2 separate regions of the Homo sapiens genome follow, and region 1 is linked to region 2. A link is a contact called in ENCODE Hi-C or POLR2A ChIA-PET data. All regions are on one chromosome and are shown on one strand. The core of a region is the stretch at or near the end of the contact, and the rest is flanking DNA. Distances in the headings are between cores, read along the strand shown.

Evidence for each region. A loop is a pair of places that touch in the nucleus more often than their neighbours do. ChIA-PET counts read pairs that join two places held with the same protein, here RNA polymerase II (POLR2A). Pooled maps may share reads with other maps.
Region 1: a loop to region 2 is called in a pooled map, with 20 times the contacts of the local background. The contact joins the promoter of POLR2J3 here to the promoter of FAM185A in region 2. A Hi-C loop is called at or near these places in 2 of 37 single-sample maps with no recorded cell type and 5 of 50 pooled maps. POLR2A ChIA-PET finds 5 or more read pairs at or near these places in 1 of 52 experiments (endothelial cell of umbilical vein).

Annotation. Positions count from the first base shown.
Region 1 is chr7:102,571,181-102,574,275 of GRCh38, reverse strand. POLR2J3 (RNA polymerase II subunit J3) reads left to right here and starts at 1,693. Exons shown (of 4, transcript NM_001097615.3): 1 at 1,693-1,804. The coding sequence starts at 1,755. LOC124901712 reads left to right here. Exons shown (of 2, transcript XM_047421160.1): 2 at 352-569. The coding sequence ends at 469. POLR2J3-UPK3BL2 (POLR2J3-UPK3BL2 readthrough) reads left to right here and starts at 1,693. Exons shown (of 9, transcript NR_173351.1): 1 at 1,693-1,804. RefSeq lists a silencer at 1,353-1,526 and an enhancer at 1,893-2,554.
Region 2 is chr7:102,747,594-102,750,608 of GRCh38, reverse strand. FAM185A (family with sequence similarity 185 member A) reads right to left here and starts at 1,610. Exons shown (of 8, transcript NM_001145268.2): 1 at 951-1,610. The coding sequence starts at 1,401. It also overlaps the pseudogene RASA4DP. RefSeq lists silencers at 1,621-1,790, 1,831-1,920 and an enhancer at 1,593-1,887.

The sequences.
Region 1 (3,095 bases), core at 444-2,943, 180 kb after region 2:
AAGGGGCAGGATAAGGAGAGTGAGCCATCTCCAATGATAGGTAAGGCCACATGGGTCACGTGTCCACTGGACAGGGGCCCTTCCCTGCCTGGCAGCCGAGGCAGAGAGAGAGAGGAGAAAGAGAGAGAGACAGCTTACACCATTATTTCTGCTTATCAGAGACTTTTAGTACTTTCACTAATTTGCTACTGCTATCTAGAAGGCAGAGCCAGGTGTACAGGATGGAACATGAAGGTGGACTAGGAGCGTGACCACTGAAGCACAGCATCACAGGGAGACGGTTATGCCTCCGGGTAACTGTGGGCGGGCCTGTGGAGGAGTAGAGTCTTCTCTAAACTCCCCCGGGGAAAGGGAGACTCCCTTTCCCGGTCTGCTAAGTAGCGGGTGTTTTTCCTTGACACTAACGCTACAGCTAGACCACGGTGGGCTTGGCAACAGGTGTCTTCCCAGATGCTGGCGTTACCGCTAGACCAAGGAGCCCTCTGGTGGCCCTGTCCGGGCATAACAGAAAGCTTGCACTCTTGTCTTCTGGTCACTCCTCACTGTCCCCTCAGCTCCCATCTCTGTATGGCCTGGTTTTTCCTAGGTTATGATTGTAGAGCGAGGATTATTATAATATTGGAATAAAGAATAATTACTACAAACTAATGATTAATGATTCATATATAATCATATCTCAGATCTATATCTAGTATAACTATTCTTATTTTATATATTTTATTATACTGGAACAGCTCGTGCCCTCGGTCTCTTGCCTCGGCACCTGGGTGGCTTGCTGCCCACATCCACCAAGTGCACTTTGGGAGGCTGAGGCTGGAGGACTGCTGGAGGCCAGGAGTTCAATACCAGCCTGGGCAACATAGGGAGACCCCCCCCCCCACCATCTCCAAAAATAAAAAAAAAAATAGCTAAGTGTGATGGCACATGCCTGCAGTCCTAACTATCGGGAGGCTGAGGCAGGAGGATCTCTGGAGCCCAGGAGTTGGAGGCTGCATGATGGCGCCACTGTACTTCAGCCTGGGCGACAGAGGGAGACGCTGTCTCTAAATAATAATAATAATATATAAAAAGATATACGTAACCCTACGGGCTCCCCTCTCACTGCTGTATACACCTGCCTCCTTCTGCATCCCTCACCCAATTGTCCCTCCCGGCTAACAAGCCAGCTGCACCCCCCAGGCAGAGGTCCTGCAGCAGTCGGTATAGGCAGCCTGGGCAGGGGGCTTGTCATAGATCTGCCTCTGGCCACGAGATCTTCTGCTCCCCCTACGGCTGCTAGCCGCAGCTGTCCACTACCCCTTAGCTTTATTCTCTCTATTCAGGGGCCTCCTGCTGCGCACTCCAAGGGGGTGCACGTTTCCAAAGAGAGATCAAGGGACATGGGGAAAGGAGAAAGGTACAGCTTGAGGTTCCCGCTCAGCCAGGACTAGGAGGCCTCTGTAGGGGCAGAACAGCCCTGCCGGCGCTCTGAGCATGCGCCGAAAAGCGCCCACGGGGAAAGCCATGCCGGGGTGCGGGGTGGGGGGGTGGGGGGGGGGGGGGGCGGTGCGCTCGCCACTGACGCATGCGCAGAGACACTGGTCTCGCTCGGGGTTTTCTCGCGCCTGCGCAAGATCCTCCAGCCCAACAGGGGGCGATGAGCCGATCCTTGCGCGGGTTTGCCCCGCCGGAGTAATCCGGAAGAGGCCTCTTATTAGGGCTCTGGTGGCGGCGGTGGCGGACACTTGGGGTCTGGACGCAACGGCGGCGGGAGCATGAACGCCCCTCCAGCCTTCGAGTCGTTCTTGCTCTTCGAGGGCGAGAAGTAAGTGACGCCGGCTGCGGAGGGCCGAGGTGCGCGGGCCTGCGGCTGTCGCATTCTGGGGTGTCTCCTGCCCATCTCTTGCCCCGGGAGGGAAACAGCTTTTGCTTGATCGTCTGCTCGGCCTGTGTCAGCCAAATTTAAGGCCGTTCCGCGAGGCAGTCGCGAGTGTGTTCATTTTGCAGATGAGGACACTGAGGCTTGGAGGCGAGCAAGTTGCCCCGGACACAGGAAGTGGCGGCGCTTGTATTCGAACCCAGAGTGTCTGGTTCTCCATAGCCCTTTTCCTCTGGGATCTGGCAGCTTCCTCTTTTTGTCTCTCGCCCGCCACCTCCATCCTTCATCCCCTCCGATCTGTCAGCGGCCTGCGTAAAAGCCGCAGTGGCTCCTCGCTGCCTGCGGGTTGAAGGAGTCCAGGGGAGAGAGCTTGGGCTCACTCTGTATCTGTGGGCGAGTGGCTTGATCTGTCGGAGGCCCTGTTTCCTCATCTGGAAAATGAGTTTATTACTGTACTTAAACGTGGGATTCAGGCCGGGTGCGGTGGCTGACACCTGTAATCCCAGCACTTTGGGAGCCCGAGGCGGGCGGATCACCTGAGGTCGGGAGTTCAAGACCAGCCTGACCAACATGGAGAAACCCTGTCTCTACTAAAAATACAAAATTAGCCGGGCGTGGTGGCAGATGCCTGTAATCCCAGCTACTCAGAAGGCTGAGGCAGGAGAATCACTTGAACCTGGGAAGTGGAGGTTGAGGTGAGCGGAGATCACGCCATTGCACTCCAGCCTGAGCAACAAGAGCGAAACTCCGTTTCAAAAAACAAAAAAAGGGATCTGGCCAGGTGCGCTGGTTCACGCTTTTAATCCCGGCACTTTGGGAGGCTCAGGTGGGAGGATTGCTTGAGCTGAGCACAGGAGTTCCAGGCTGCAGTGAGCTTTGATCGCATCACTGCACTCCAGCCTGGGCGACTGAGCGCAATCCTGTCTCAAAATAAAAAGAATTGGATGAGGTAATTTGTGTAAAACTCTTGGTCCAAAGCTCAGCCCCTGGAAAACCTCATAACCATTGGCTCTTATTGTTCCCAGGTTGGCGTGCAGAGGTCTTGGTCTGGCCCTTGCCAGCCACTTCGGCCTCCTTTAGAGCAGACTCTCAACTGGGGACCATTTGGCCCCACAAGGGACATGTGGCAATAACTGAGAACATTATTGGTTGTCAAAGGGGGTTATGACTGGAATCTACTGGGTAGAGGTCAGGGATGCTGCTGATGTCCTACAATGTCCACAAGACAGCACCCCAC
Region 2 (3,015 bases), core at 361-2,860:
TTTATAAACTAGGCATAGTAAGAGATGAACAATAATAACAAATACAGCAATTATAACAATATACTGTAATAAAAGTTATATTACTGTGATCTGTCAAAATATCTTAATATTTTCCTACAACAGCTGAGGCAGGTAACAAACTGAGACAGCCAAACGGTGGATAAGGGAGGACTACGGCATCTACTATTTGGGCAACTCTAAGCATTATAAAAGATGATCTTAAAAATGCTAAATGCTATTATTATTACTATCATCATCATCATCAATATCTTCCATCAGTCCCAGGAAGAATGACAGTCTGGGGAGCCCTTCCTAGAAAAGTGTGTGTACACAGTGGCTTGCCATTTAGGAAAAGCTAAGAAAGGTATCTTGCAGGCATTATTATTGAAGCTTCCTAGGCAGGCTTACCATGTGTTTTTCTTCAAAGCTTGCTACTCATGGAAAACTTAGGCCAAAAAGAATGGAAATATAACAGTAAGAAGCTGGGCGCCCGTCTAAAACCAAATACTCAAACCAGGTGATACCCGGAACATCCTATTGACAGGGCTGTTTTGGGACAGACCCCCAGGCTGTGAGCAAGATGAAATGTAGATGGACTGCCATACCATTGAATGAATTGTCAAGAAACTTCAACCTTGAAAAATAAGCCAGTTTGCTAATGACAACGGGATAAAGGAGAACACAAGCGGCTCCAGAAATAGAATTTGACCTGGATTATACCAAATCATGTTTCCATTCGATGTATAAAATTTCTATAATTGGGAACCTAATTTTTAAATACTACTCGGACACTCAAGAACAGAACAGAGGAAAAGGTGCATTTCCGAAGGGGCCAACTGTAAATTAGGTTTAGAGAGCCAGGACCAATTAAAAGTGCACGTCGACCACATTTATTAAGTTCACTGTGCGTTCCCTGGGACCCAAACCCGTTTTCACTTCACTTCACTTGCCAAACTTCAGGGGCGCGTTCACCTCCACGGACGCCTGGGGGTGGATAGTATCAGACACAATGGCCATCTCCTCCAGATCCTCGTCGTACTTCACCTGCAGGCCGTCCAGGCCCCGCACGCCGCCCTCCACGCCGCACACCGCGACCAGCACGCGGTCGCCATCCGGGTAGGTGAGGGGGTCCAGGGGCCTCACGGCCAGGTGGCACGGGAGCCGCGCCCGCAGCCGACCAAACGGGCTCACCTGCAGTGTCCACTCCTTCAGAGTTCGGCGCCCCGGGCCAGGCGGAGGGACCTCAGTCTCCGATCCGGGCCAGCGCTCGCTCCCACCTGAGCTGTACGGCCTGGCTTGGCAAGCCCAGCAAGCCCAGCGCCCAGCGCCAGCCCACAGTCGGACCTGACGGAGACAGAGACGGAAGCAGCCAAGCTCCCAACCTGAGCAGGGGGCAAGCATGGCGCGCCTCTCTCGCCAGTCCTCAGAACACTTCAGCCACAGGGAGGGTCACTTGCCACGGCCAATCGACTTGGCCACTGTGCCGCCTCAAGTCAAATAGGAGACGTAAGTCAGGGTTTGCTGAAACAAGAGCGAGCCGGTTGGCTTGACTAGGCGTTCTAAACATCAGCCGCGCAATCCCCAGGGGCAAGTTGGGATTTGAAAGCTCTAAACTCTGACCTGGACCCCTTGCCTAAGTCCACCCCCTTTCGCTAAGGCCGACGGGATAGGTAGTTCTAAGTCGCAGAGCTCTGCCTCTTAGAAACCACATTTCCCAGGAGGCAATGCGCAGGGGAGCACGGGTAAGAGGGTAGGTGTTAGAATCGCTGGAAAGGCGGGCGCCCTTTGTCTCAAGACCATTGGCTATTGGAGGGGCGGTACATGGGAGTCCACTGGCCAATGGGAAGCACGGAAGGGGCAACGCGGGTAAAGCTGCGTGGTCACCTTGGATACCAAGCACGCGACTTCTTGGTTGGAGAGGGTGGAGCTTTGGAGTGAGACCCAGGACGCCAAATCCCAAAGAGAAAAATAGGAGCCTAAATAAGGATCAGGACCAAGGGAAGGGGTAAGAAACTGCGCTTTTTAAGATGACAACTAGGTGCAAACTAGGAGTAACCTCTGTGGATGTCAACATCCAAGCTTCACTAACTTAGTGAGGGCATCTCCAGGGCATGGAGAATGCCTTGGTAAGAAAGTAAAGAGCAAGATTGGTGCTTTTTGAGGGAATTGCCTCTTTGGAAGTGTATTCCCTCCTATATTCCAAATATAGGAATAGAGTACTTGCTCCGTCCTGACCCTAAGTGACCTTACTTTGGGTTTTAATTTGCTCACTTTAAAAATGTAGATAATAATACCTTCCTTGCCTTGCCTCAAAGGGTTTTTGTAAGGATCAAGTAAGAAAATGGATGGGACCGTGGTGCACAGTCTACAAAATTACCGTGTAAAGAACTGTATTTTTATTTCAACGTACTTAACATTGATTCTGAGTTACCAAGAAAATTATGAGAGATCAGAACTTGTTTTGAGAATAGCATTGATCTCTTTGACTACAAATGATCCTCAGTTTTAGAGTGAAAAAAAAAAAAAAGACACAAAAAAGAGAGTCACCATGGTGCGGTGGAAAGAGCAGGGACAAGGGTCAGGTTATTTTCCTGGCTCTGCCACTGCTTCATCTGTGTCACCTAGACCTGTTTCTTTAGTTTTAAAATGAAGAAAGATGGTTCTAAATGACCCTATAAGGGGTGTGTGTGTGTGTGTGTGTGTGTGTGTGTGTGTGTTTACCTTTTATAATTCTATAGGCAGTAAAATAATGGGAACAGAAAGATTTATTTTCTTCTTTTTTCTTTTTTTCTTCTTTCCTGCCTGGTTTCTCTCTCCCCCTCTGTGCCCCTACTTCCTCCTAAAATGTATTCCCTAAATTATTTAGCCAAGACACCTGCAAACACTAACATTTCATAAAATGCAAGTGCCTTAAAAAATAGAAGCCCTTACCCAAGTACAATGACCAGAATTCTTGGGGCTATCGTGATAGATAGACTGGGCTAAAGTTCTCATGGGTACAAGTCTCAGGTTCTC